3 separate regions of the Homo sapiens genome follow, and regions 1 and 3 are each linked to region 2. Evidence: read pairs that join two places in POLR2A ChIA-PET (ENCODE). Cell type or tissue: GM12878. All regions are shown on one strand. Each heading gives the region's core, and the rest is flanking DNA. Links, peaks and the distances in the headings are about the cores only.

Region 1 (10,218 bases), core at 990-8,989, 91 kb after region 2:
CAGGTGAGATTTGGAAACCTAACAGTGAATCTGCAATTCTTCTTTATGATTGCAATACTGGGTTTTGAGGTGTCAACATCAGTCTGATGGTGCTAAAGTAACTGTGACACCATTTGGTTTGGCTTACAAATAGTTTCTGAGCTCCTACTGTGTAAGACCAGAACTCTGCTAGCAAAACACCATTAGTTTTTCAGGAATATTAGCAACCGCAGTTTAGAATTGATGAAAGAAAAATATGAATTTGGATCAATGTCTTATCTTTCTTACAAAATCTCCATAAATATTCCTCTCCCATGAAGAATCAGTCTCTTCAGTTACTCTAACTCATCACTCTATAATAATATTTACTCAGAACCTGTAATGTGCTGAACATTCTAATCACTTTAGAAATGTTTTATATGGTAATCCTCTTCACTATCCTATGAAGTACTCATCATTGATTGTTGAATTGTGCCGTATATGGCTGGATGGAGTTGTGCAGTGCATAGTCTATGCAACCATATCTCTTGCCCCAATAAGACCCATTTCACAGTTGAAGATACTGAGCCACAGAGAAAGGTTAAGGAACTTGTCCAAAGTCACACAGCTACTAAGTCAGGATTGAGTGAGTATTCAAACCATGAAAACCAACATTTTGACATGACTCTCTTCTCTTAACAGATATATGAAACCACGTCTACTCATATTTCTACTGTAGCACCTATTGTAAATATTTGCCTTTGTGCTTGTTCCCTTACTTAGAATATGAATCCCACGAACTGGCTAGCCATGTGCAGAAAATTGAAACTGGACCCCTTCCTTCAAACTTACACAAAAAGTAAGATGGATTAAAGACTTAAATGTAAAATCCCAAACTTTAAACACCTTAGAAGAAAATCTAGGCAATACCATTCAGGATATAGGTGCAGGCAAAGATTTCATAGGAAAACACCGGAAGCAATTGCAAAAAAAGCAAAAATTGACAAATGGGATCTAATTAAACTAAAGAGCTTCCGTGCAGCAAAAGAAACTATCATCAGAGTGAATAGACAACCTACAGAATGGAAGACAATTTTTGCAATCTATCCATCTGACAAAGGTCTAATATCCAGAGTCTACAAGGAACTTAAATTTGCAAGAAAAAAACCCCAAACAACCCCATTAAAAAGTAGGCAAACAACACGAACAGACACTCCTCAGATGAAGACATTCAGGGGGCCAAAACACATATGAAAAAAAGCTCAACATCACTGATCATTAGAGAAATGCAAATCAGAACCACAATGAGATACCATCTCATGCCAGTCAGAATGGCTATTATTAAAAAGTCAAGAAACAACAGATGCTGGTGAGGTTGCAAAGAAAAAGGAATGCTTCTATGCTGTTGGTGAGAATGTAAATTAGTTCAACCATTGTGGAAGAGAGTGTGGCAATTCTTCAAAGTTCTAGAAGCTGAAATACCATTTGACCCAGCAATCCCGTTACTGGGTATATACCCAAAGGAATATAGATCATTCTATTATAAAGATACATGCATGCGTATGTTCATTGCAGCACTATTCACAATAGCAAAGACATGGAATTAACCCAAATGCCCATCAATGGTAGACTGGATAAAGAAAATGTGGTACATATTCACCATGGAATACTATACAGCCATAAAAAGGAATAAGATCATTTCCTTTGCCGGGACATGGATGGAGCTGGAAGCTGTTATCCTCAGCAAACTAACGCAGGAACAGAAAACCAAGCACTGCATTTTCTCACTTATAAGTGGGAGCTGAATGACGAGAACACATGAACACATTGCGGGGAACAACACAGAGTCAGTCCTGTCGGAGGGAGCAGGGGGAGGGAGAGCATCAGGAAGAATAACTAATGGATGCCAGGTTTAATACCTAGGTGGTGGGTTGATCTGTGCAGCAAACCACCATGGCACATGTTTACCTATGTAACAAACTTGCACATTCTGCACATGTACCCCTGAACTCAAACATTGAAGAAAAAGAAAGGAATAAGAATCCCACTAGGGGAAAAAGAGATTTAAGTTCTTAAACTGTTAGTATTAGTATATAAGAAGGGCCTAGAATCTTGCATATAGTGGGTTTTCAATAAATTCTAGCTATTATCATTCTTTTTATCTTTTTTTTTTTTTTTTACAGATTTGTCACAAAGTAAGGTGCTAATTAATGTTTGTTGAATAAATTACTATGCCAATTCCCCAATGTGTACAAAATGAATATACATATGACCTAGTCTCAGGAAAAATGTATATGTGGAGAGGATGAAAGATAATTTTTTTCCATATAAGCTTCCTCATCTAACCTGTTTCATATCCAGTTTCTGGGACAGAAATTGATTAAACTATTCTAACGTGGAACTAAGCAATTTAAACTTATATTTACATGGTCACCATATCAGCCGGTGATCTCAATATGGCCCTCAAATTTTGCTGTCATGGATAGTTGTATATTCCAGTGCCAGAAAAAAGTAACAATATATTCACGAGAGAGCAGCCTGATGCGCTGCTCTAGAGATGAAAATAAATTGATATAAATGGAGATACTGAGCAAAAAAATCAGCAGCTAGCACTTATCAGATGGGAAGTGAAAAGATGTTAACTGAGCTTACAAGAATGAAGAATATTGTCATCAGATAGTTGTATAAAGAGGACCCCACAAAACCTGTTATTATAAGAGCATTACATCATGGGAGAAAGTGAAAAGCAATAGCTCTCTTAAATGTATTTGATTAATAACGTCTGCTAAACTTCTCCTTAACAAATGACCACAGTCAGAAATATATATGTCCCAAAGAGAAGCTGATGGTAACTAAGAGGCCCTTTGGGGGAAATTCATCTGACAAAACCCCTCTGGAGGATGTACAGGGGATTATGTGAATGCCTATGTCTACTTCTATCCTTGCATGGTATAACTTTTTTAAAGTAAAGCAAAGCTCAAAGTTTGATGCCTTACTAATGGCCAGTGTCTTGCCAATGGTCCTTTGATTACAACTGGCATTCTAAAGCAAAAATAAACTAAGAAAATTTAATTTCATATAAATGTATTATAGAGACATCTACTTTTTTGTCTTGTCTTTAGTTTTAAAAAAATTAAGAGTAGAATTGGTAAATACAATATTTATTTGAGAATCATCATGGTCCCGACAGACAATCTAGCGTTAAGTAGATTGTTCTACGGTAATTGAACTACAAAACAAAATCATTAAATACTCAGACACCTTATTAAGTGAAAGAATCAAGCATCAACATTATCTTTCAATGTTCTCATTTTCATAATACTCTTCTGCTACATTCTGTTGCTTGATCCCATGTTAAAAGATTAAATGGCTAAAAAGTTAAGAAATCCCAACCCTTCATTTTAATACTAACTCATAGTTCATAAAAGGAAGGGCTTATCAGCTGAATCATTAAATACACGTTGCTTGCAATTTTGTGCAGTGGAACGGAGACACTGAATCCCAAAAGGGCCCTACATAAACTCTGAGAGTAAGCGAAATGGTATCCTGATACACTTTCACCATGTCACTGAAATAATTAAGTTGGGTATTATAAATCTGAATGACAAATCTTGGAAACCACCTGAAAAACCACAGGAAATATTCTATCCTTGTTCAATATATGGAAATAGTTGATGCAAAAAGAAACAGAAGTAGAAAAAAATTAGATCTCAGAGCAAATGTACAATATTTTTTAACATGATCAGGGTAACTGTTACTTGAAGCTGGATATCTGCTGATTTTGCAGATTATGTTAATTGGCTACTATCTAGAACAAGGTATAAAACAGATAAATGGGAGGTCGAGGCGGGTGGATCACCTGAGGTCAGGAGTTTGAGACCAGCCTGGCCAACATGGTGAAACCCAGTCTCTTCTAAAAATACAAAAATTAGCTGGACATGATGACAGGCACCTGTAATCTCAGCTACTCGGGAGGCCGAGGCAGGAGAATTGCTGGAACCTGGGAGATGGAGGTTGCAGTGAGCCAAGATCGTGCCCTTGCACTCCAGCTCGGGTGACAACAGCGAGACTCTGTCTCAAAAAAAAAAAAAAAAAAACAACCAAAAACAGATAAGCACATTTTCCAAATGACCTGTAGGATGAAAATCAAACTGCCAAGCAACAAATGGTAATACCATTATTATTCACGTAATATTAATTCTGACTCTTCATTAGCCTCCAATGTGAATTTAAATTAAGGTATAAAGCTGGTAAATATGTGGCATTCAAACACTTGTGTATTATACATTTAAATTAATTTTAATTATTTTCAGAAGCACGGCGAAACTCAAAAGGTTTTTCTACTATACATTAAATTAAGGTAATTCTGGAATGATGATACCTAAACACAGAATCACATCTTTAAAGTCAAAAATATAATTTTTCTACTAATAAGCCAAGCCAGCACATGTTGAATTTTTAATATGTATGCTCTGATAATTAATTTTGTATTTTTCCAATTACATGGCTATCGCAGTGTACTTAGAGACAGAAAACCGTCATGGGGAAAGGGGAAAGGTGACCATGGTATGTGTAAAGCCTGTTTCATTTTCTAAACATCTTTGAGAACTATGTTAAATTTTAGTACTTTAGTCATGAAATGACAGAATGATAGAAAAAGACTTGGAGGGACATCAAAGCATTTAGTTCTACCTGAAACTTGGCTTTCTAAAAATACGACTGGGAAAAAGACTATTGTGTTTAGACCACAGATTTTTAGTTAAATCTTTGAACTCTATGCAAAGTCTAAGTAATACCACTTTTATTTAACTCTTCAGTCTATATAGTCTTCAAGGATAACTGTGCTTTTATATAATTATCCGGATTACAAATTTAACTACAATAGGCAGACTCTTATTGTCAAGGAACAGATCCTTATACTTAAACATTGCTTAGAATCTTCGTAGGCACTTCATAAATGTTTGCAGAATCCCATATAACTCACGAATGAATGAGTGACCTGCAACTGCTGATGGATTTGAAATAGAGTCCAGATTTTTAATGCATCTATAAATGTAACTTTCCTAACTTGATTCTGTGAGAAGTCTAGAGGCACCTAATTTAAGAGAAGAAAATGATATGTTTATAATCATTAAACATCTTGCTCTGGGTATTTATTTAAATTAATAAAAATTCATAAACCTAGCTAACCTGCGACAGTTTTAAGGGAATATGTGCAATACAAAGTGTAGGTAGAATAGAGTAGTATGATTACGTTTACTTTTAGAGTATGTATTTTATTTGGCATCATGTATTTATTGGTGTGCCTAACATTCTCAGTGAACTGGGTATACACATCATACATTCAAAGGGGCAGAATGTTCTCTCTTAAAAAAAAATCATTTTAAAGTCTTTTGATTACCAAATGCCCACTTTTTAATGTAAAACTACTCAAGATGTTTTGAAGGGACTGGGAATAAATATCAACTAAATTAATCATTACAATCAGGGAAAATCAGTTAGAAAGGGCCTTAGAGATCCTCTAAGCTCTCTCACTTTTCTCTCACTGCTTTTTATAAGCAGTGTATTTTTATTACTTTGTTAGCCGTTGGCAGAGAATGAACATTGAGTATCTTTGGACAATTTCTTCTTAATGGCTGGTGCCTATTTTGTCCTATAAAATCATGTGGAAATGTTGGTACTTTTGGCAATATCTTACTCCTTGAGGGCACTTAATGGTCTTCATTCTCCCCAAAGCTTCTCTCACTCCCAGGTAATAAGCTGAACTCTAACAGAGATACAGTTACTCTTTCAATCCAGTAGAGACCACTTGATTTACCACTCTACTGCACAAAATGGTACCCTGGTGGCTTGAAAGAGACAATGGGGAGAATGTGGCTCATTAAATAGTAATTGATGCTGCTGCTACTACTAATGTTAGTATTGCTGCTAAAATAACTGTGTTGCTTCTATTCTGCTTCTTCTATGTGATTGAGAATTAGCATAGTTCATTCCCATGGAAGGTCAATTGACAGGCTAGCCCAGAAGCATTGAGTAGCCAAACTGATTGGTGAGACAATCAAGATTTCAAGATCTCATATGATCCACATTGCCAGAACCACATTCTACCTCCTTAATCCACAAATGCATTATAAATCCTTACAAATCCTAATGAGATACAGTTTCATGTAAGTAAATTTTAAGATATTTGATATTCCCCTTTGAAGTACCAATTTTTCTTACTTTCGAAAATTAGAATGAAAACCTTCATGAAATGGTATTATTCACTGCCTACTTTCTTAAAGACTATCTTCATCATGATCCAACTCCTGTCTGTATAACTCAGAATTACCATTCTTAACAATAATTATGGCACTGTGTTGTAAAGTGGTGAGGCTCCCAAAGGTCACTCTGTATATAATGCTATGTGCCATAGTCTTTGGCTGTTGGGTTTTTCTGTTTCATTTTATTTTGATTTTAGAATGTTTCTGACTCCTTCATCTTATCAGGCTTGTCACTTTTTGTATGTAGCAGTGTACTTTCTAGAGGTGAATCTGTCTAACTTCTAAAGGCAAAAAAACTTGAAAAAAAGTTGGTAAATAAAGACTTGAAAAATAGAATTAAAGGATTTTCTTAGAGCCATGTGACATCTGTGTTAGTTTTTCACAAGCCTTTTTTTTTTTTTTTTTTTTTTTTTTTGAGATGTAGTTTCACTGTTGCTGCTCACTCTGGAGTGCAATGGCGCAATATCGGTTCACTGTAACCTCCGCCTCCCAGGTTCAAGCAATTCTCCTGCCTCAGCCTCCTGAGTAGCTGGGACTACAGGCACCCACCACCTCACCCGGCTAATTTTTGTATTTTTAGTAGAAACAGGGTTACACCACGTTGGCCAGGCTAGTCTCAAACCCCTGACCTCAGGTGATTCACCCCACCTTGGCCTCTCAAAGTGCTGGGATTACAGGCATGAGCCACTGCGCCCGGCCTTCATAAGCCTTTGTTTATTCCTCCCTGCTTCTTAGTTATAGTCTTAGTTATATTGTTGGAGTTTTAGGAAAAGTAACGTCCAGATGAGGTAAATCTTAGTTCATGTGACATAATACTCTGCTTTTAGTGTATTCTTCTCTTCTCATTTTAGAGATTCTATTTTCTCTTGTATTGGTATTATTTTACAGAAGCCTCTTCAGATCCTTTTTGGAAGGAGATATAATTTATACTTGCCTTATTTCTCTTTTGTGTATTTGTGTGATATTGTATATGCACACAAAGGGGCACGTGTAAGTATGTGTGTGCACGCACACACATGCATACATCATCTTTTTATTCATAGAATACTCTGCCAACCATGGTCTCCTTGGAAGGTATAAGTATGTCTGCGGTTGTAGAGAACAATCACTTGCCTCCTGGATGTATATCACCTTTGCCCAGGAGCCCCTGCAATGTGAGTGGCTGGACTCTGGGGTGGCTGTCTGTCTGCTGCCATAGATCCATGTTCCACAGGAATATCTTTATGCAGCATGTGAGTCTCCATTTGAACAATCATATATTAGGAATCATGCTATTCTTAGGAATCTTTAGAAATACCTGAGTACTAAATTTGTCTCATAACTTAGCAAATGCATATAACAAATGATTTCCTGCACGTTATTGTCATACACCATTTTACCTTGTAGCACATAACTACTGCTGTCATCCTTGGATAGAACTCAGCTAAGTTAGTTCCTCCCTCTTCTAGTAATCATATTTACTATTGAATACAGCAGCATATGATGGAAGTGGTCCAAAGTAAAAAATTGGCTTTATCACAGAATCATAACATTTTAGCATTATATGAGGCCTTAAAAATAACACTTTGGATAGCAGGAATATGCAGACTCCATAAAAAGAAGAGTTCTGTGAAGGGAAGGAAATGAATTTTTATCTATTGAATGCTCACTATGTATTTGGCTGCTAGACTAAATGCTATAGATACTTTTTCCTAATTTAATTGTAACACCAATCCTATGGAGTGTATGCTATTATCCCATTTTACAGATGATGAAACTGAGGCCAAGAAGTTAATTCATCTTGCCCAACCTTAAAATTATTAAAGTCAAGCAGTTATGTAAACCTAGGTCTCCCTGGCCCTAAAGGCCATACTCTTTCCATTGTTCTTCTCTACCATGTCTCTCCTAAGTAGAAAGTTCCTTTTTTATCTGTTGTCCAAAACTCATTTAGCTGGGTTAGTCATTCACAGCAATACTGTAAGACTAGCTTATTCTTTACAGTAACAATAGAATCTTTTTCTAATCCTTTATTCCTTTCAGGGCATTGCTATATGGCTATCATTATGGTAGGCATATTCATGAATAAGTCTGTTCTTTTAACAGCACAGTGTGAGTTTATGAGAGTAGGATATAAAAACAAGGAGAGAAATAGGGAGCAAAGTCTAGCTGTCTCACAGAAGGCAGCCCTAGACCACAAAAGAGGCATATGTAGGTCAATTCAAGTTAGAAAAAAAAAAAAGATCTGATGTATGGGTTGATCATTGTTTATGGATTTTCTATTTGACATTTGATGTCTTCAAATAGTATACTGTCTTTCAAATGGAAAGTAAAAAATGTATCACATAGACTATGCTTGAAAAGGTTATCCACATCTTAGACATGCATACATTTTTAAAACAACAGCTATAAAGTCATGGACAACCATGTGTCTCTTCGAAAGAATCACTAATGAAAATGGATATGATATTACCCCTGTAATGTGCCAACTATCTACATTGTTACTATTAAAGCATCCTTAATCAAAGTTTCTGCCAAGTTCACTGAGAATGTTAGAGACAGTAAAGATTTGGAGCATTTTAATCCACTTATTCAATATAAGTGTGAGCCTGTGGCAGACTAAGATATGAAAAAAAATTCACTGTAATCAGATCTTACAAAATTATGTTATATCTTTGAAATCATCCAGCAGAATGAATAATTTTCCTCGGTCTTTCATATGCTAAAAGGGAGTAAGGGCATAAGGTTGCATTTTTGGTCATCTGAAGCATGTTAAATCATACAACTTTTTTGATGCATATTAAGATAACTATAAAAATACCAAATACTTTACTAAAAAGAGAAAGTTTGAAGCACAGCAAACTAAAAGGAAATAGCAACAGTAACAACAGCAAAATATCAATCTTGAAGACTCCAGCAGTAGGGACCCTCAAAAATGTCAGGCTGAAAAAATGAGACACAGCCAAACAGCCCACGGAAACAGTATGCAGAACAATAATCATTTTGATACTATGCCATTTTCATGTGGTAGCCCAATCTGAGGAAGTTAAAGTGAAACAGACTCACAGAGGCTGGAGAGATTGGTCAACGTTTCACATAAAGACTGAAAGACTGAAGATTTTATACATGTAGCAGAGAGGCAGGGAAGAAAACTCTAGAAAGAGCCAGCGAATTCTAAATGGCCCAAACATCCAGAGTCTAATAGTCTAGTGATTGGTTAAATAATTCTTAGCCCTTTATTTAACCTTGGCTGTTCAGGCCAGAGCTGACTATTCAATTGCAGTTGGAAAATAAATGCTGAATGCCCAAAGTACAGAAATTATTCTGGAGAGAGGCCAATGAATTTTAAGTATTATTTTCAGCATTAGTTAGGTTTTATTTTTAAACCGTTCTTCAAAAGACTGATATGTTCGTTCTTAATTATCTTTGCCCCAAAGCAGTTCTGTCCCCTAAAAAATAAGTACATCATAAAGGAAACTTAGACAAATGCCAAGCTTAAATATTTTCCTTTTGCAAACAATGCTGGCTCCAGAAACACATTACAAACAGCTGGGATTGTGAATTTTCTCTCCTTTAGAAACAAGAATGTTCTCATGTCAAAGGTAACCCATTGTAAAAAAAAAAAAAATTACTGATTTTGTAAAAAATGCACATCATCAATTAGTTCTAAAGATGTAGTCGCCCATAAAACCAAGACCACATGGTGACCTTGGGGTAGAAGAAAAAGAAACAGATAACCATTTTGTGAAAATTTGCGCATTTTCACCAGTTGTAGCTAAATGATTGACATCTTGCTACAAGCAGCTTCTGTATGAATTGTTACAAGGACTGCAGGAAGTTCCAAAGGAAAGAGACAGCAGAGATCACTATTCTCAAGAGGCTCACTGTTAGTGGTATAGTAAACAAATATTTCACATGTAACGAATTCTTACCCCTTATAATTCCCATATAATTTTGATAAGAACAGAATCACCTTTGGAATAAACAAAGAGGTAACATTTATTGAACACTTATGCTAGGG
Region 2 (10,218 bases), core at 907-8,906:
CACTGTAGCAGTGTCTGCAGAGGGGAGAGTGCCCAGAGTGGAGAGGATCCCAATCTCCTACTATCAAGATCCAAGCATCCTTTTTATGTCCTTCTTACTGTTTGTCTAAGTGGAACTCAATGAGACAAAGCATAGGCCTATCCGTCAAATGGTAAACGATCTAGAACTGGCCTCAAAATAAGAAACAAAAAATTATAGTTGCAGAAATAAAAGAAAGGCCGAGACTCTAATAGCTGGCCAGGTGGTCAGTTCAATACATTCATGCAAACAAATGGTCAATTGAACTGGAGGCTGGGGTGGGCAGTCTGGGGAGTGGGAAGTGGTGATTAACTAGACAGGTCGGGCTATTCAATTAATGGGTCACTTCAGTCCCAGTGTCTGAACTGGCAATACTGTGTATACATAGTTGAAGCTTACATATGAATAAAGTAAAGGTGAGTGTTTAGAGAACTCTCCAGATAATTTGGAAAAGGAAGTAGCTAGGGGCTCAAATTTTGTAGAGTGACTCTCTCCTCTGTTTGAATCTGCTAGATAATTTCCTGTTTCATTTTGTCTGAGCAAAAAACAAGCCTCCTTTATGCAAAACAGTTTACTGCAGGGAAAGAATAAATTTGTTGGATTAAATAATTTATTCTCTTTAGTTTACAACCTGAGTTGGATGAGATAAAATCTAGAAAATCTACAAGCAAAATAACCACATTTTGAAATGTTGCCTTCTTTTGTTCACAGGAGCTAAATGTGCCTCTTCTTTATTAGCCAAAGGCACAAGAACTAAATACAAAATTCCTTGGGGAAAAATGTTGCTATAGGGCTGAGTCCACTGGCTCCTTTCCCTTTCTTTATTCTCAGGAAGAAAAGGCACCACCGAAGGGAAAGCATTAAAATCCTTCTGAGGTTCAATTCATGATCCCTCCCTGCCCCTCAACCTCTCCAGCTTCTCTGACATTTAAAGGAACACTGTCAAATAGGTGAGGCTTTATATTTAGAATGAAAGGCTTAAAAATTCTTAATGACAATAGATACCATTCTTTGATACATATGCTTGGAAAACAGATTAAAAATATTCACATCTTGAACTTGTTTTTCTGACTGTGTCTATGAGGGCAAATGAAATTAGAAGAGCTAAGCATTTTGAACAGTATAGACATCTAAGTTATATAAACCAAGTCTTTCTACTTCACATTTTACCTCAGTCATAGGCTTTCTTTCTCCTATTGACTTGACCTCTGATAGAACCACAAGTCATCCTACTGAATATTCATGCATTCAAATTAAAAAGAAAAGAAAAGAAAAGAAAAACAGTGTCACTCTCTGCAAAGCCCTATGAATCTACACATTAAGCCACAGTGCTCTCCTAGATTTTACCCATGTTTACAGGAACACCTAAATTCACTGCTTGATAGTACTGGGGAGCTTCAGTGTGGGGTAAGAATATTTTCCCAAGAGCACCCAAAGGGGATAAGTGGCTGAAGGAGGAAAGCTCAGAGGAAGAACTTCCATCAAGAACCCAGGGATTGCAGAGTTCTTCATCCATCCAGAAAAATACAGAGGAAGACAAATGTGATTCTTTCATCAGTTCAAAAACTCAGAAAACTAAATATAAATTCTCTGTGCCTTCTGGGTGTCTGTTTCACCAAGAAAATATTGACTCAATCTCTGCTACGAAACATACAGGCAGAAAGCAGAAAAAGAGTGAGGCATGATATACTATGATCCAAAAGAAGCAAGGTGAAACTTGCACCAGGTAACCAACTAGGACTTATACCTCCATAGAATGGACGACCTGTGTGCATATAATTGTAAAGTCTTTTAGACTTGGTCAAAAGGCAAGGGCCAGATCTGTTTACTTGCAAATGGGCTATTAGCAGTTTATGAGAAAATTATACTGTGACTACCAAACTACTATCCATGTAGCAAAAACGACATGTTCCACCATTTTTTCCTCTCGTGCTGATTTACAGTAAGTCACAAAAGAGTTAATGTTCTCTCTCTCCCTTAATCCCTAAAGCAAGTAGGTTAATAGTACCAGTGGGTTGTGTTTATAGAATTGAAACACTGTTATTGTATATGTCAAGAGAATTAAACCTCTCTGATTATCTATACATTTTAAAATGTATCATTTCCTTGCATAGATACATATCTGCAACAAAGATGAAGAAACTGAACATTTAAAAAAGTAAACTAACAATTACATTGTTAGAGAGTAAATGTAAGTAAAAGTGACTATTGTTAATTAATGTTTTCTACACACATTATTAGTGAATGCATGCCTTTAAAAATCAAAATGGAGGATACAATGAGATCATTGTTCGTGTGTTTCCTTGCAGTGATCAGGAAGATAAATAGTTCATCCCAGTTGCTTCGGTGATTTTCATTTTAGGAAAGGTTTGTCATTTTCAGTCAGCTTCAGACAAGGACTCGGCTTAAAAAACCTTTTTCAAAGTGACCACTGTTTTGGGCTGCATGAACATAAAACCCCTCCTCTTGGGGAAATGCTATCTTGTTTTCCTGGATATCGACTTTCTGATGATCCGTGGATACAGAAAAGGAGACGTGTAAAAAAATCACATGCAGGGATTGACCATTGAAGTCAATCAGAAATAATGCAAATGCAAAGCTGTGTGTCTTGCCCATTTACGGGCAATACCAGGCTGGAGAATACCACAGTAGCTCTAGTGAATAACAGGGGATGCCCCCTCCCCATGCTGGTAGCAGGAGGTTCACTCCTTAGGTCTGTATTACTTCTCGGCTGCCCCTTAAACCCTAAACAAGAAATCACTTCTGTCTGTAATGTCTAGGGTAAATAAGGCTAAGCAAAATTATAAATTAAATGTATTTTATTCTCTATCTTTTCAGCCTGCTTAGAATTCATAGTCTTTTCTGTTTCAAACCATTCTTTTTTTGTTCTCCCCACCTATACCTTCTATAGTCCAATGGTTCTCCCCCAACCACCCTCGGCTTTTTTTTTTTTTTTTCAATAGGAGCCAGTACATCTCTATGTGAATTTAAATCACGTGTTATTATTGTGGTCCTTATATTTGAGGCCTTTTCTATAAATGTGGAATGTTAAGCATCAGGAAGCAAATGGCAGTAGGTATTTGAGGGCAGGAGTTTACTCTGTGCCTGTAAAAATCACTCCAAGAAAAGGCAGAGATGGGTGGCCTGCCCAGGTCACTAAGGTCTGGGAGGCCAAAGCTACTCCTGTACAAATGCTGCATGTGGTGTGGTAAAGACCTGAATTGCTGCCCCACTTACTCAGAGTCACCATTGCTTTCTCCAGAATAGATAATGAAAACCAAAGAAGATTTATGTCCAGAGACACATTAGCAATAGTCTATAGACCAAGAAGCCCCTTGCTCCTCCTTCGACATAACTAATTTTGAGTAATAGAAAATAAATCTGGGTCACTTTTTTGTAGCTGTAAATCCAGCCTTAGTAATACTGACCTCCATTAACATAGCTAGTATTTCAAATTCCACTGTAACAGTTGCTCTGACTCTTTGGGGGCTGGGAGGCAATCCAAGTAGCCAGAGAAGCAATTGTTTCACATGCTTCAATCCTGCCACTCCAGAAAAAATATAAGGGGGACTAGGGCAAAAGAAAATCTCTTATTTGTTTTCCATTTCTCATTTCTCGTATCTTTATTGCTTCTCTCTCATCCTTAACCTGTATCTCCCTTCAGCTGATGCCTGATTACCTTCTACCATGTTCAACATTATGATCAGTCACCTACTATGTGCCAGGAAGTGTGCAGTGTGTGAGGATACCAGACCCTACCTACTGGGAGCTTACAGTCTAGCTCAACAGGCACATCATTAAATAAGCAATTGCAGCAATTATATTAAGTGCTGGGCCAAGGGAGGTACCAGAAGTCATAAGAATCCCTCCTCTGAGGGGATAGAAGTGAAGACTTCAGAGGGGAAGTAATGATTCTGGATGTGTAGGACTCAGCCAGGTGAAGTGTAAAAGTAAGGATGGAGGAGAGTGTTCTAAAAGAGGGAACAACATAATCAAAGTTCTGGACAGGAGAGAGATTTGACATATTTGAGGAAGTGAAAATTTTATCTAGAAACTTGCAATGAGTAAGTAAACACCAGGTCAAGAGGAACTGAGAGATTGGCAGACAATGGAAAACCATTGAAAAGGATTAAACTGGGAAGTGATATGTTCTCTTTTGCATTTAAAAAGATCACCAATGGGGATATGGAGAATGGTCTGGATAGGTCTTAAGACTAGAGCCAGGAAGACATGTTAGAAGGCTATCAATTGACCCTAAAGACACTGCTTCAATCCCTTTGATGACAGTGAGTTTGCTTTCCCCAGAGATAGCTTATTGGACCTCAGGACTGCTGTGAGAAACAGAAAATGCTCCTTTACGTGTTGCCTGAAGTTAGGCTCACTGATTTGGGGCATGTTCTAATTCTACCAGCTAGGAACACACAGAATCGCTTGTCAAACATTCTGAGTCAGATATGTCCTCCCTATGTCTTTTCTGAGAAAGGCATACAGAAATTCCCAGCTAAACATCACCAGTTCCCTCATTTGTTCCTCAGATGATATGGTCCATTCAAGTTTTGTAATCATCATGGGGGTAGATGGAGGGTCCCAGTCCTCACAACCATTCTGGTAATTTACTCTTGAATTTACTGGTTCACATGTATCTATTTTGTAGTGTGGCTCCTGAAACTGAAAAACCTACCCCAGGTATTCTGTGAACAGACAGAGTAGAGAGTCTGTCACTGCCCACGGAGAGATGATTAGGCTTCCGGGAAAAGGTGAGAACACTGGCAAAGTTCCGGAAGGAGGAACAATATCCCTTCTTCCCTTCTTCATGAGTCGTACCATCCCTTACTTTTGGCTGGTCACATAACCACCCAAAATAAGGGCTACATTTTCCAGCCACTCTAGCAGCTAGGGGTGACAGAGTGACTAAGATTTACCTGGAAGTATCGTGTGTGACTTCTGGGAAGGGTCCTTAAAGAGAGGGGTAGTCCTGGCTGGGTGCGGTGGCTCACGTCTGTAATCCCAGCACTTTGGGAGGCCGAGGCAGGCGGATCACAAGGTCAGGAGTTCAAGACCAGCCTGGCCAAGATGCTGAAACCCCATCTCTAATAAAAATACAAAAAAATTAGCCGGGCATGCTGGCGGGCGCCTGTAATCCCAGCTACTTAGGAGGCTGAGATGGAGAATTGCTTGAACTTGGGAGGCAGAGTTTGCAGTGGGCCAAAATGGCGCCACTGCACTCCAGCCTGGGCAACAGAGCAAGCCTCCGTCTCAAAAAAAAAAAAAAAAAAAAAAAAAAGAGAGGGGTAGTCCTTGTTGCTGTTGCTGCAGGTATTTTCTCCTTCTTCCCAGCTGGACCACTAGCAGCCATCTTGTCCGTGACAGGGAAGCCCCATGATAAGGTGGGCAGAACCGCAGAAGAGACGGAACGTGGATCCCTGATACTGTTAAGTGTCTCCCTCCTGGTTTACCTACTCTGGGACTTCTTTTACAAGAGACAGAAAAAAAATTTATGTATTTTAACCTACTATTATTTTGCATTTTCTATCACTCACAGCCAAATGCAAATCTGATTGATATACCTTCCATGTTTCAGATAATTTTTTTTTTTTTTTTGAGCAAGTGATGACACAGATGAGTATTTCTTTGTCCATTCTGTAGAATGTGTCCTGGGAATGTGTGCGGGCTATGGCGGTTCTATTGTTTGGGGAAACTCTTTGTCAGTACTTCTGTCTGAGGTTTTACCACGCCCCTCCTATTTTAGGTTTCCACATCCAATAAATACCGTGATGTACGCAGTCTCGCTAAATCTAACTCTGCTTAGTCGAAAAGGTTTCTGTTGACTCATGTGAATATGCATCAGAGGAAAACAGTGACAACATTAATTGGCAGAAAGCCAAACCTACCCAAAAGTTTCCGCATTTTCTATAAATGATGAACAAAATAATGAATGGAAAAGTCCCTCTATATTTTATCAATTTGGACGAATGCCAAAATGCAGATCAATCATTTCATTAAGTACATTCACCTTCTCGCTCCACTGGGAAGGGAATCACTTAACAGCATAAAGAAAACATTACTGAAAATTATCTCTAGTGTGATAAGGAGGGGGAGGGTGGCCAGGAATCAACTCAGGTAAATTAAGAAATAAAAGTGTGACTACTTTAGTATCAGAGGAATTTAGTTATATTATTATCACCTTTGGAACACAGTAAGAACCTTAGTCCGAACAGATGAAAGATTAGCCACAATAAAAATGTAAACATGACCCTAATTAATGATTTTGCTCACAATTAGTCTCTCTGTATATACTCATTAACACTCTTAATGTTCTAGATAACTTTAACATCCCTTGGTCAGGAGAAGCCATGGCTGAGCTCTGCATGGCCCAGCTGCAAAACAGATATCATCTGTAGCTTGGATTTGCTGAGATTCCATGTCCATTTCTTGAGTCAGATCTCAGAGTAAACACAATTCTTCTAACAAGCTATTAGTGAGACTTCATTCTTTTTCTTCTGTTTCTCTTTGAGGAATGAATGGAATCTCTCCTGGGACCTATCCTGTGCCTAAGAGCAAAACAAGCACAAAAGTTCCCACATTTGGTAAACTAAGAGCCTGACAGATTTCATCAGAGAAAGATGTACTAAGTTAGTGTGTCCCTCACAGCAACCCTCCTGCATTTTAATTATTTCCTTCAGGTCATGGCTATGCCTCAATCCACCATGTCTTCCTGCTGACTTCTCAGGAGCTTCTGGACTTTGACAAGTTAACATCTGTAATAGTGCAAAGCATGTGTATTTGGTGGAGGGTGGTGGGGGGATACGGGTGGAGAAATGTTGAAATAGCTTTAAGGATCTGACTAAAAAGGGCCACTTCAGGAGAGGGAGCACCAGAAGCAAGGCAATCAGAGGGCAATGGTACCATCTCTTAATCACATACCATGAACCAAGAGGTGACAATGAGAGGGGAAAAATAGTAAAGACAATTCTATATAACAAAAACAACCAGGATGATAAGCTTTATTTCTGAATTTCTTTGGTTTTATGTTTTGAAAGCAATATTTCATAAGATTACAATGACATTTAACTCTTGGGGGAAAAAAAAGCTTCTGTTTTTTAATAAAAAAGAAAAAAAAGTCTCATTTACTTAGGCCACGAAATCTGAAATACATTGTAAGGGATCTTCATGGACAGATCAGAGCAATAGATATTTAGGTAGTTCCATATAACTACTTACCATAATTACTTGAACCTACTTGATGGATAGATCTATAAAACATTTCTACTATGTAGACTCAAATATTTACAAAGGGAAGTGAATCTCTGGGTATTCAAGAAGAAAAGGAGAAAGAGTAGGAGAGAGTAAGGGGAGGAGGAAAGGGAAGAAGAGAAGGATGTTTAATTGCCTAAAAGGACCGTTCCCTCCCCAATTATAACAGCATTTTGCCATGTACAATTCCATCATAGGCTCTGGGTGCTTTAGAAGTCTATTTAGATTAAGAAACAATTACGCTTAGTTTGGAGTTTTGTTCAATATGTTTCAAATTCTGAGACCACTAGGACTATTCCACATGAATGGCTTATATCAAGGACCTATTTGTAGACAAAAAAGTAAAAGGATTTGTGAATATATCAAAATGTCTATGAGTATAAAAGCTTAGACCAAGTGGAGTCATATGAAGACCTAAGAAAAGGATTTTAAAAGTCTCAAATGGGGCGGGGTGTGGTGGCTCATGCCTGTAATCCCAGCACTTTGGGAGGCCAAGGCAGGCGGATCACGAGGTCAGGAGATCGAGACCATCCTGGCTAACACGGTGAAACCCCGTCTCTACTAAAAATACAAAAAATTAGCCCAGCGTGGTGGCGGGCACCTGTAGTCCCAGCTACTTGTGAGGCTGAGGCAGGAGAGTGGCGTGAACCTGGGAGGTGGAGGTTGCAGTGAGCCAATATCATGCCACCACACTCCAGCCTGAGCGACAGAGAGAGACTCCATCTCAAAAAAAAAAAGTCTCTAATGGAAGTATAGTACCATGAAGGCCTCATGTTAATCACACACAGGAGGAAAAAGAGTCTATTTTCTACCATTGTGGATGAAGTAGAAAAAATCATGTAAGAATTGATTATGTTTCGGCCGGGCATGGTGGCTCGCGCCTGTAATCCCAGCACTTTGGGAGGCCGAGGCAGGCGCATCATGAGGTCAGGAGATCAAGACTATCCTGGCTAACACGGTGAAACCCTGTCTCTACTAAAAATACAAAAAAAAAAAAAAAAAAAAAAAATTAGCCGGGGGTGGTGGCGGGCGCCTGTAGTCCCAGCTACTCAGGAGGCTGAGGCAGGAGAATGGTGTGAACCCGGGAGGTGGAGATTGCAGCGAGCCGAGATCTCACCACTGCACTCCAGCCTGGGTGACAGAGCAAGACTCCATCTCAAAAAAAAAAAAAAAAAATTGATTATGTTTCAGCAGTTTTATTGGAGTAACCAAGTCTACATGAAAGGCAAAGCATGGTCACCAGTTATGGAATCCCAGGTAGGATCAGGAATGCGTTAGGAAAGTGCTAATTGCTTCAATATAATTCTTCAAAGCCTGCAAAAATCAGGGATTAGGAGAATGAAGGTTAGTAAAGCTTGCTTTGGGTAAAGATGTGATGTGAAAGAAAAGCCATAGAGATAGGATCCATTAAGTAACTATGCTGTGTTCCAGATGAAATTTTTTTTTTTTTTTGAAACGGATTTTCGCTCTTGTCACCCAGGCTGGAGTGCAATGGCACGATCTTGGCTCACTGCAACCTCCACCTCCCGGGTTCAAGCGATTCTCCTGTCCTTAGCCTCCCGAGTAGCTGGGATTACAGGCACATGCCACCACGCCTGGCTAATTTTGTATTTTTGGTAGAGACAGGGTTTCACCACGTTGGCCAGGCTGGTCTCGAATTGCTGACCTCAGGTGATCTATCCGCCTCGGCCTCCCAAAGTGCTCAGATTACAGGTATGAGCCATCACGTCTAGCCTCAGATGATATTTTTTACCTATAGAATGTGAGCTCCCAAAGGAAACACCTAGTAAAGTTTTGAACACAGTAACAAGGCAATAAATATGTTGAAAAAAAGGAATCTAAATTGCCTTTTAAAATCATTTATGAATGACAGCACAGCAATTGCAAATGTAACATATCAGGCTACAATAATATAACCAAGCCTCCATATATTCATTTAATCAACAAATACCTATTGAATACCTTATAGATGCCAGGCTGTGTTTTAGGCACTGGGCATTCAGACATATGCAAAACAGAAAAAGTTGCTGACTTCATGGTGTTTACACATCAGTGACAAAGGCACAGCATATCTGGACAATTACCTGAATTAATATGTTTAACATTCTCTAAAGAACAGATATTTTAATGATTTTTCAAATAATTGCACCATGAATACACCAATTGACTAGGTATTTCACTTCCTTAAGAATTGCTGGCTCTGGAAAAGAATGCAACAAGTCCTATCAGATTATGCCTTAAAAATGTGCAAAATGTTTGTTGTCAGATCTGGCTGTACATTTATTAAGCTGTATTCATAATTAACAAATTTTATTTAGTTTTTTTAGATATAAGTCAGCCGGCAAGCTGCTAGGAGCAAGCCTTTACAAAAAAAAGTAAAAGAAAAACATAGTATCCTTTCTCTTGAGGCACTTATATTCTAATGCAAGAAGTCGCAAGTCACAGAGAAATACACTTAAACACAAATGACCAAACATGAACATACTTACTAATTCAAATGCAAAATACATATATGGTGTAGAAACGGAAATGAATCTGTAACATACTTTGGAATGAGTGAATCAGTGCAGGTCAGCCATGCATGAAAATATTTAGCCTACCCAAGGATCTATTTGTTAAATGTTTTCAAAAAATTCAGTGCGGTTATTCTCAATAATATGAGTGCAAAAACACATTTTAAACAGAAATCTTTCTCCTTTCTAATCTACTGTATTAGTGAGTGCTCTCACAGGAAATAGATGGTGCACTTGACTTAGGATAATTCATGAAGGGGTTAAGGACTAATTATCCAGGTGTAAATAGGGTGTGGGGGAATCTCCAGGGATACAGCGGGAACCCAGGGCTAACTACAGAGATGCTGTCAGCATCCCTAGGCCTGAAGGACTGAGGGAGGGAGAGGTTTCTGGAACTGAGGAGAGAGAGTCCTGTGGGGCAGGCTGCCTTGAA
Region 3 (10,218 bases), core at 1,642-9,641, 80 kb after region 2:
ATATTTTTTCTTTCTATTGCAAGTTATTCTCCATAGTGCTAAAAAGAAAAAAGAAAGCAAACATCATCGGAAATATGAATAAGGGACCTAAGTTAGAGTCCAGTTTAGTCTATGTAGTAGTTATGTGACTTAGGGCAAGCTATTTTATGACTGTGGGACTCAGTTTTCTCATCTGCAAAATGGGGGTGATACTCCCTAAATTATTGAGATTTAAATAAGACAATTTGTAGGATGCCTGGTATATAACAAGTAAGGAGATAGCCAGCCTCCATATCAAATTTGTGATATAAGGCAAGATGCTTGCCTTTCCCAGGCCTTCATTTTTCATATATCAAATGGAGATTTAAAACTTTTCATTTACTAAACTCTTTGGATTGTTGCAGGGGTCAAATCCTTATTTTTACATTTTTACAACATGTAATTCCCATTCATTATAAGATAGTATCATCCTGTTATCCTGTCTCCTTTCTTAGTTGCAGTCTCTCTTGGTATTTTCATTTATTCCTAGTTCTTTTTCTTGTTTCTTTTTCTTTTTCCTTTTCCTTTTTTTTTTTTTTTTTTTTTTTTAGAAGGAGTCTCGCTCTGTAGCTCAGGCTGGAGTGCAGCGGCGCCATCTTGGCTCACTGCAAGCTCCGCCTCGCGGGTTCACGCCATTTTCCTGCGTGAGCCTTTCTGCTAGCTGGGACCACAGGAGCCCGCTACCACGCCCTGCTAATTTTTTTGTATTTTTAGTAGAGACGGGGTTTCACGTGTTAGCCAGGATGGTCTCGATCTCCTGACCTTGTGATCGGCCCACCTCGGCCTTCCAAAGTACTGGGAATACAGGCGTGAGCCACCGCACCTGGCCCCTACTTTTATAAAGGATTTCTCATCTTTTTCTTTATAGACATCTTTACACGTCTCTTTCTCTCTACTATAGCTTTCCTGTTGTTGTATTTTTGTTTCTCTGTTAACTATAAAGTTTTAGAGTATTTCTTTTATTTGTCCTTATTCCTTATGAATTATGTAGTTATTTCTATTATGAAAACTTTAAAAACCAGAAATATTAAATTAGGTATTAATTAATGTTTAATTATAGGTTTAGTTAAACCTATTAATTAATTAAACTATTACTAATGAAAAGGCTAGCAATGTGGAATTGCATTGGAAAAATAAAACATAAGTTGAAACAGATGCTGCTCATGAGCTATATAGCTCATATGTCTAACTCTTTTATATCTGGATTAGATGTTTAATTTGGAAAAAAATGCATTCTTTTTGTAAATATTCAAATATTGCTAAAAGGTCTAAGAAGAAAATAAATATCACCTGAATCTAATACCCTAGAGATCACTACTGTAAATAGTTTGATGAACTTGTCATGAATCTCAATGTATATATGTGCATATTAGATATGTATAATTTCACATAAATGGGCTCATTTATACATATTTTAAAGTCTACTTATTCACTTAATTTATTGTTGCACTAATTCCATGTTAATGTATATGTATTGTATCTCAATTTTAATGGCTGCATAATATTCCATTGTATAGATGTATCATAATATATTTAATAAATTCCCTATGGGTGGACATTTAGGTTACTTGCCCCTTTCTGCTATAATAAAAATGCTGCAGAGAATAACCTTTGTGCCCAGATCCCTTTAGAATAATGGCTAAAAATATAATTAATGAATGAGTTCTTAAACATATCCTAACTTTTGCATTTTCTTCTTTATCCAAACACTAAGGAATTTTTTTTTTTTTTTTTTTTTTTTTTGAGACAGAGTCTCGCTCTGTCACCCAGGCTGGAGTGCAGTGGCGTGATCTCTGCTCACTGCAAGCTCTGCCTCCTGAGTTCACACCATTCTTCTGCCTCAGCCTCCCGAGTAGCTGGGACTATAGGCACCCGCCACTACGCCTAGCTAATTTTTGTATTTTTAGTAGAGATGGCCGTGTTAGCCAGGATGGTCTTGGTCTCCTGACCTCGTGATCCACCCGCCTTGACCTCCCAAAGTGCTGGGATTACAGGCATGAGCCACCACACCCGGCCAGAATTTTTCTTTCTTTTTGTACAACTCAGACCATGTGACAACTTAAAGTGAAATTCAACATCAGTGCTGTTGTAGGTAAAACTGCCTGAAGCAGGACACTTGAGAAGTGTAGAAAGCTTTGTTTTTCCATTAATTTTCCCTAAGTTAAACATTCCTACCATAGAAATAATAGCACATATAAAAATATTTCCTTATCCTACAAATCAATAAAAATAAAGACTCTTCAGCTGGTCTCTATGTCTGTTTTAACTTACCTACCTAATTATATCTATTATAATTAGCCATATCATCAATGTCGTTAGCTCTTCACTATGGGTAAGAGCTAAATATTTTAACCCATAGAAGGTCCTACTTCCAAGCTCCAGGAACTTACATTCCTTCATCAAGAGGGTTTTAGAACGACTGGAAAATGTCTAGCATGGTGAGTAGGCTAAGTAAGAATGTTCTAGCCAGGAAGATAGCAGGGAAATCAGTTTTCCCTCACATGCTTGTGCCTGAGGGGATTTTGCTATCTCATGTCCATGAAAACAGGTACAGAATCTATAATTCTCAAGAAAGGAAAAAGGTAAAATAATATCAAAGCAGCTACCGGTTTCCTGGTCCATTCTCTACTTCTAGAGAAAGCAGTAACTGACAGAATAATATAATGTCAGAGACTTTTGTTTCCTTTTTCTCCTTCAAATGGATCCACTTTACTGAGAGGAAGGCTATGCACATTCACTCTTGCTGACTGATAACTCTGAACTGTGCTGTTACACCCTTGCCATCTCTCTCTCTTGGAAAAGATGGTTTTCTGCCTATAGAGAGGACAGGAAGAACAATTTCTTATCCTTGTCAGTGCCCAACACATTTTAAACTTAATCCTAAAATCTAAAACAGCAAAGTCACAGAGGACCGCATTTAAGGAAAGAAAAGTCCTTGTCTGTCTTTGAACAGAGCACCCTCAAAAGCTGAGAGTGACACCTTAGGGTCATGCCAGCCTGTACCGACAACCATAGTTCCAAGGCCAAGTTTAGGCCAAAGAAGATTTTATAATTGAGGCAGAGCATAAGAACTAGCTTTTTGGATCCACGTAGTTAAATGGATCCACACATTGAAATGGCAATGTCTGTGCCTTTAAAACACCAATCAGGTCGAAGTGGCTTGCGAAAAGGCTACTAAAAAACAGAAGAGGAAAAAAATGTGGTTAGCTCCCCATTTTCATAATTATTTCTCCCATTTCCTCCTCTCCATAGCTTCTCAGACCCAAAAAAAAAAAAAAAAAAAAAGCTTTTAATCCTTGCTCTGTGCAGTTATAGTGGAAACCTAAAGGAAACCTAAATCTGGATAGTACTATGATAAATATTGTAAGATTTATGCACTCATCCCACTGATATTTATCAAGTGTTTAGCTCATACGTGCAAGGTACTATCTAAAGCCGAGTGCGGCAGGCCTCTGTACACAGAGCAGGATTCATGCTCTGTAAAAACTCACAGCATGAAAGATAAGCTCAGATATTTATGATACAAGGCAATATATTTAAAGTGTCAGTTCAGTGCCATACTCAGTATAAAAAAGAGAGGAGTCACCCACGGAATGTGTTGAGAAAAGGCATGTAGAGGATACACCATTTTTACCAGGCCAGGAACTATAGCAAACTTAGGACTTCTGTATCTCGATTTTTTTTTCTTTTATTGATACATAATATTTTACATCTTTATGAGATGCATGAGTGTTTGTTACACGCACAGAATGAGAGATGATCAAGTCAGGGTATTTGGGGTATCTGTCACCTCGAGTATTTACCATTTGTATCTGTGGGTATCACTTCATGTCTTCTCTTCCATTACTTTGAAATATACAAAATATTGTTGCTAAGTACAATCACTGTATTCTACTATCAAATATTAGAACTTACTGTCCAGGCGCGGTGGCTCACGCCTGTAATCCCAGCTCTTTGGGAGGGCCGAGGCAGGTGGATCACCTGAGATCAGGAGTTTGAGACCAGCCTGGCCAACATGGTGAAACACCGTCTCTGCTAAAAATACAAAAATTAGCAGGGCGTGGTAGCAAGCGCCTGTAATCCCAGCTATCTGGGAGGCTGAGGCAGGAGAATCGCTTGTGGTTGCAGTGAGCCGAGATCATGCCACTGCACTCCAGCCTGGGCAACAGACACTCTGCCTCAAAAAAAAAAAAAAAAAAAAATTAGAACTTTCTAAAATAATTTAAAATGGAATAAAAGATATCTTAGAAGAATTAAATCCTGAAGTACTAATTTAGTATCCTGAAAAAGTTAATAAGGTAAACAAAATAAATGGCCTGGCACATAGTAGGTGCTCTAGAACTGCTAAAACCCTTCTGTGGGAACTTTTTTTTTTTTTTTTCCATTCTCCAGGGCAGTGATTCTCAAGCTAGATACACAACAGAATCATCTGGAGGACTTGTTAAAACAGAATGCTAAGCCCCATCCCCAGTCTCCAATTCTGTGGATCTGGGGCAGAGTCCAGTAATTTGCATGTGTGATGCCGCTGCTGCTGCTGTTCTTGGAAGCACACCTTGAGAACCACTGCCTGGGGAACAGCTTAGCTGCTATGAGAATCTGATTCTGTGTTCATATTCCGTATCACAGATAGCTCTTGGCTTTTCAATTGTGGTTTCTTTTTTTAATGTCTTACTAAGGGGGAAAAAAAGGAACGCCACTTTATATAAACCTGACCTTTTGGTAAGCCTGGGTAGTAACTTCCCATGTGGAGTAAATTAATCTCTTTCATGCATGCCTCGTGCTCTGGAAAAAGTAAAACAGATTGTGTTAGACATTTACCAAGTACTTTTTCTGTTGGTGGTCACTGCCCTAAGCCTATCAGAACTGGTTTCTACCCTTAAGAAGCTTACAATGTAGTAAGGCGGACATCCCAACAAACCAGACATTGGAGTTCATTGTGTGAGGTGCTATGATGGATTATAAGACATTATGATTGACTGAGTATTATGAAGGGGTGAAGCAAACTCAAGCTGGCAAATTAGGGAGGAGGTAGATCACACAGGCTTTCCTAATGGGATTACTTATGACTCATTGAGTAGTGAAAGATGAATAGGACTTTACTAAACAGAAACTGGAAGGGCTTTCTGGGCTAAGGGAACAGCACAGAAGCATCAAATACACTTTACCTTTCTAGGGCTGCCAGTAGTTTAATTCAGCAATACCACATCACAAAGGTCTTTGTGTGCTTTGCTAATGAGTTTGAACTTTATCATAAAAGCATTTTACAAAGATCACACTGGCAGCTGCATTTTGGAAGGGATTTGCCTAGAGGTAGGATAACTGCGGGGGGTATGTCTATAGCAATAAAAGTGAGAAAATATGAGATCTGAAGGAGCTAACATTGTGGCAGTGGCAGTGGGTATAAAGGAGAAGGGAGGACTAGAAGAGATATTTAAGATGCAAACAATGTAGGAACTGGGTGATTATAGAACTGAAAAGTGAGTGAGAGGGAGGAATCCATGAGAACTCACATATTTCTGGTTAGGATAAAAGACTGATTGACTGACATGAAGACTACAAGAGAAAAAAACAGACTTGGAGTTGAAACTTCAGTTTAGGACACTGAAACTGAATGATGTGTCATTCAAGTGGAAAGGCCATTAGGCAGTTAGATATGTAGGCTTAGAGCACAGGAGAAAGGTCTTAAAACCCTGGGCTTATGGGACGTTACCACGGAGACTGCACAGAGTGAGAAGATCCATTTTAAAGCTGATGATGAATAATATTTTCGTTATAAGGAGAGAAGCAATGTTAGGGGTGTCTTCCCATTGCTGGAGTGGGTCATTTGCAGTATGCAGTGCATAAACTCACAGGCTGTCCTTATGATGACCTTTTGTTCATTCTTACATTCAGTATACAGATGAACAAAGGAAGTATTTTATGTCTTGTAAATTACAAGGGACTATGCAGTATGTAAGGGAAGATACAGGAGAGTAAGGGAAGGAGAAAGAGGGTGACTAACAAGCTTCTCAGAGATTAGCCAAGAACTATGGCATTGAATCTAGGTCTCTCCTGTCCTCAATTTGACACTCTCCACTCCCCTGACATGTTTTGTATTAAAATATATTTTTCTTTTTATGAACATGTCATACCTATGGCTCACCTGTGTCCTTGCTAACCTACAGGTTTGGACAATCTGGAATTGGCAGCATGCATGACTGTGGAGCTTTAAAGCCACCCTCCTGAGAGAAGAGCAGCTGACTCATGTACCTCACCATGCAGATGAGGGTGTGTTATAACCCACAGTGTGTCTGTGTCCCTGGATGAACTGAGCACTTTATAATGGAGTTTTTCTGCATCTCAAAAAGAAGTCACAGATTAAATGGTAACTGCAAGAGCTCATTTCTCTATTTGAGTGAGTGCTTTATCAAAAAAATATTTTATTCCTGCTGCTTTACCACAGGGTCAATTCAAGTCTAAATGAATCTGGCATGTATAAAATATATTTTTATATAGCTCCATATAGAGATATAGCTCTACACAGCCATTAACAGACTCACACACAATCATTCTTTTATTCCAGGTGTGAACTGCTATGCTATTTCACCCAGTTCAAACACAGGTCATTGGCTTTCAAACTAATTTTGGAAAGCAGACACTGTGTAGTTGGTAGGTGGAATAAAATGAAAACAAAAAATTAATATGCATGGCAGTTTAACTAGCTGTGTATCTCTCATGGAAAGGGGGTAATAGTCTAAAATTATTTACTCATTTTTTTTTAAAGTCTTTAAAAGAAGGCAATGAATTGCCAGTAATTTCCCCACCTTAACTCATGGTAATTTGTTTCCTGCTGGGTGAAAACGCAGGGATCTTGAAACTGTTAATGAACTTTCTTTCTCCTGATCTGTACAATGTCAAATTCATTTCTTTTTTTCTTACTTCAGGTTTTACTATTCTGTTTTGTTTGTTCCATTTTTGTATTTTTTCCTGAGGTCAGGGATGATTCTATGGAAGCATGAAAATTTGTAGTTGAAAGGGATCTTAGAACTTCAGCAAGATTTGTGATAGATGGTCAAGTGGGTCTGGGCTCGCACCCTCCCTAAGGTGAAAGACTCACTGCCTTACCCCACAGCTATTTCACTACTTACAGACTACCACACAATAGCCAGGGTGCTGCCCTATTTGCAACATGAACTGGAACATTATATTGGGACATAATGATGAGTGGTAGCTAAAAGTCCTTTCCCTCTGGTGTTGTTATTTGGTTAAATTGATTTACATAATGTTATTCTGTGGTATAAACCTTTCTCATTTATCTCATATATATCCCATTTTAAGCTATAAGCTCCCAGAGGGGTAGGTACTTCATCATTACTTCTGTACTCAAGTATTTTGCATATCTTTGATACAAAGTAAGAACAATGTATATGTATATCAGTTTAACTCTCAGATGAATGAACTAATAAAACTTGTAACAGTATTTTCCAATGTAGTGAGTACATTAAGCATCATTAATATTAAAATGCAAATTAATGCATTATTTGCAAGTTTTCAAATCATGTGTACTTAAGAATTTTCTTTTAAAATGTATCAAAAGACTGAACATTCAAGCTGATTATCATAAAAAGTGTATGTATGGGGGTAATATTCAAAATATTTAACAACCCAGAAGAACATGGGAGCTGTAATTCCCACAAATCACCATGTGAAGGTGATTCCAGGGAAGAGTCAGTCAACAGAGAATAGCCACTGATGGAAGGGAAGTGGGGTCTGGTGGCAGGTGATGGATAGATCACTAAACATTTGTCCAAGAGAGTGCTAGTGTTGCCGCTAGGGGTGAATATTTCTGTTGGGGTCCAGGTCTGCTCTGGCTGGGGAGGTGTGGGGAAGCAAGCAGGAATGGGGCTGCAAAAGGCTGGCTAGGGTAGCCCACAGTGGTATCTGCCCAGGAATCCCTGGGGTCTGGGCAGGGTAGTGGGAGGCACTGGTTGAGGGAAAAGGAATAATAGTTTTTTTCCCTGTTTGTCAGCTGAGTTAGCAGCCCTGGTTTTGAGAAATATTAAAATATGCCTTTGATTTTTGGGGATATCAATGAGTTTTGCAATGAAGTAGAGGGGATCACCAGTTTAAGACTTACTGATCAGTATGGGCAACATGGCAAAATCCCACCTCTACAAAAAAATTAAAAATTTGCTGGATGTGGCAGCATGCACCTGTAATCCCAGCTACTCAGGAGGCAGAAGTGGGAGGATCACTGGAGCCAGGGAGGTCAAAGCTACAGTGGGCTCTGATTGTGCCACTGTACTCCAGCGTGGGTGGCAGAGCAAGACCTGTCTCAAAACAAAACAAAAAACAACAAAAACAAAAAAGACCTGATCTACTGAGCAAACAAACTACCATCACAAATAAATCAGAACTTGAAAAATAATGACTGTAGGCCAGGCGCGGTGGCTCATGCCTGTAATCCCAGCACTTTGGGAGGCCGAGGCAGGCGGATCACGAGGTCAGGAGATTGAGACTATCCTGGCTAACATGGTGAAACCCCATCTCTACTAAAAATACAAAAAATTAGCTGGGCGTGGTGGCGGGCCCCTGTAGTCCAAGCTACTCGGGAGGCTGAGGCAGGAGAATGGCGTGAACCCGGGAGACGGAGCTTTTAGTGAGCGGAGATCAAGTCACTGCACTCCAACCTGGGCGACAGAGCAAGACTCCATCTCAAAAAAAAAATAATAATAATAATAATAATAATGACTGCATGTATGTACTTGGCATGATCATTATGAAGGCATTCTTCACTGTACAAGAAGAGTCACAATGAAATTCTTTTAGCTCAAGCAATTTGAGTGGATTTAAATTATTTTTCAGTAAGGAACTTGGTTTCAGATACAACTTTTCAAGAATATAGCTACTGAGTAGAACAAAGTATGCTGATGTCCACTCTCCAGGTCTTCAAAATCAAAGCAGAATTGAAATCTGCGGCAATTTTTCTAATTTTTTAGTTTTATCTTGAAGCTGTTTGTTTAAATTATCTCTCCATCTTACTGTTAGATTAGAAGACATACTTTTTGCCAGAAATACTCACTTCAATTGCACAGGAAAAAGTGAGGTTTCTTGATTCAAATTAGATAGAAAATTCTGTTTTGACAATATAGCCAAGGTCAGATATGATTTCCCTACAATCTCTAATCATGTTGAATTTTATAATACAAGTTTAAATGACCTCAAAAAATTTGTACTACATTTCAGAGGCAACTGTAACTTCCTTCATGAACATTAGCAAATAATCTTCAAAAATTGGAATGTGACCTCAGTCATCCTCCTCCTTCTCCCTTCCCCTTTTCACTTCAACCTTAATGTACACACTTGCAAATTTTCTTCCACTTATATTTTCCTTTAAAGGCCACTTTCTAGCAGACAATTCAACTAACTGCTGTATTTTTCCATATATGATGCCAGGGAATAGAAACAAGTGAGATAGTTTCTTATATGATATAATTGTTTCCATTAAAAACTCAGGAAAGCAGGAACCAATCCATCAACAAGGGCGAATGAAAGATCGTGTAATCCACAAACTTTAACTTTTGATCACTTATAAAATTTAAAACTAAACAAGCCATAAACTAAAGTGATGTTAACTGTCAAGGTGTGGGGGTTTTTCTTTTTCATTCACTGCAGACCTGTTAAACTTTGTGCTCTCTACAGACCTTGCTGTCCACACCAAAAATGCAATTACAGTTCTCCTTGTCTATTTTAATCTCACATTAGTTTATTAACCAGAAATTAAGTAAGGGCACTCACTCTTTAGCACATTTTTTTGTAGATGTGTGAGTTTAATACTGTTTTCTACAACGTTTATTAGAACACTTGACATGGGAAATAGAAGAATATCAAGAAACCATGAGATGCCATTATACCAACAAAAACAAAATGCAGGCTTTGTGTGCTACAATCTTTTTCTCCAAAAGTGAAAATAAACACTAATGAATGATTCCTTTTGCCTTGAAGAACTAAAAATTTCTTAGTTGAAGTATCTAACTGGAGAAATCTTTAAACATGTGAGAAATGTATCTGGGGCCTACAATTTAAAGAGAAGAGGAACACATTAAGTCATGAACCCACTAGACCAACCAACATTTGTCCTCTACGTTCTGAAGTCCAGCTGGATTCACAAGGGTCGCTGATCATTCCTCATTGAGCTATTATATGCTAGTGATTCACTCC

What was found. Peaks named below come from ENCODE experiments on the same cell type or tissue, not always from the same donor. Only the 100,000 strongest peaks of a DNase experiment are listed, where the experiment ranks them.
Region 1: POLR2A ChIA-PET joins it to region 2 with 14 read pairs; 6 of 35 experiments call an interaction of 5 or more read pairs at or near these places.
Region 3: POLR2A ChIA-PET joins it to region 2 with 11 read pairs; 7 of 35 experiments call an interaction of 5 or more read pairs at or near these places.

Annotation. Positions count from the first base shown.
Region 1 is chr11:96,284,507-96,294,724 of GRCh38, forward strand. All of the region lies in intron 1 of MAML2 (mastermind like transcriptional coactivator 2), which reads right to left. Among named protein-coding and RNA genes, the nearest start is that of MIR1260B, 52 kb to the right of the region's middle. In GM12878, for the core only: no CTCF peak of the experiment used is centred there; a DNase peak (open chromatin) is centred at 4,585; H3K4me3 peaks cover 574 bases; H3K27ac peaks cover 787 bases.
Region 2 is chr11:96,193,921-96,204,138 of GRCh38, forward strand. All of the region lies in intron 1 of MAML2 (mastermind like transcriptional coactivator 2), which reads right to left. Among named protein-coding and RNA genes, the nearest start is that of MIR1260B, 140 kb to the right of the region's middle. In GM12878, for the core only: no CTCF peak of the experiment used is centred there; a DNase peak (open chromatin) is centred at 4,226; H3K4me3 peaks cover 703 bases; H3K27ac peaks cover 2,067 bases.
Region 3 is chr11:96,273,535-96,283,752 of GRCh38, forward strand. The region is part of intron 1 of MAML2 (mastermind like transcriptional coactivator 2); the gene reads right to left. Among named protein-coding and RNA genes, the nearest start is that of MIR1260B, 63 kb to the right of the region's middle. RefSeq lists an enhancer at 6,188-6,247. In GM12878, for the core only: no CTCF peak of the experiment used is centred there; no DNase peak of the experiment used is centred there; H3K27ac peaks cover 1,162 bases.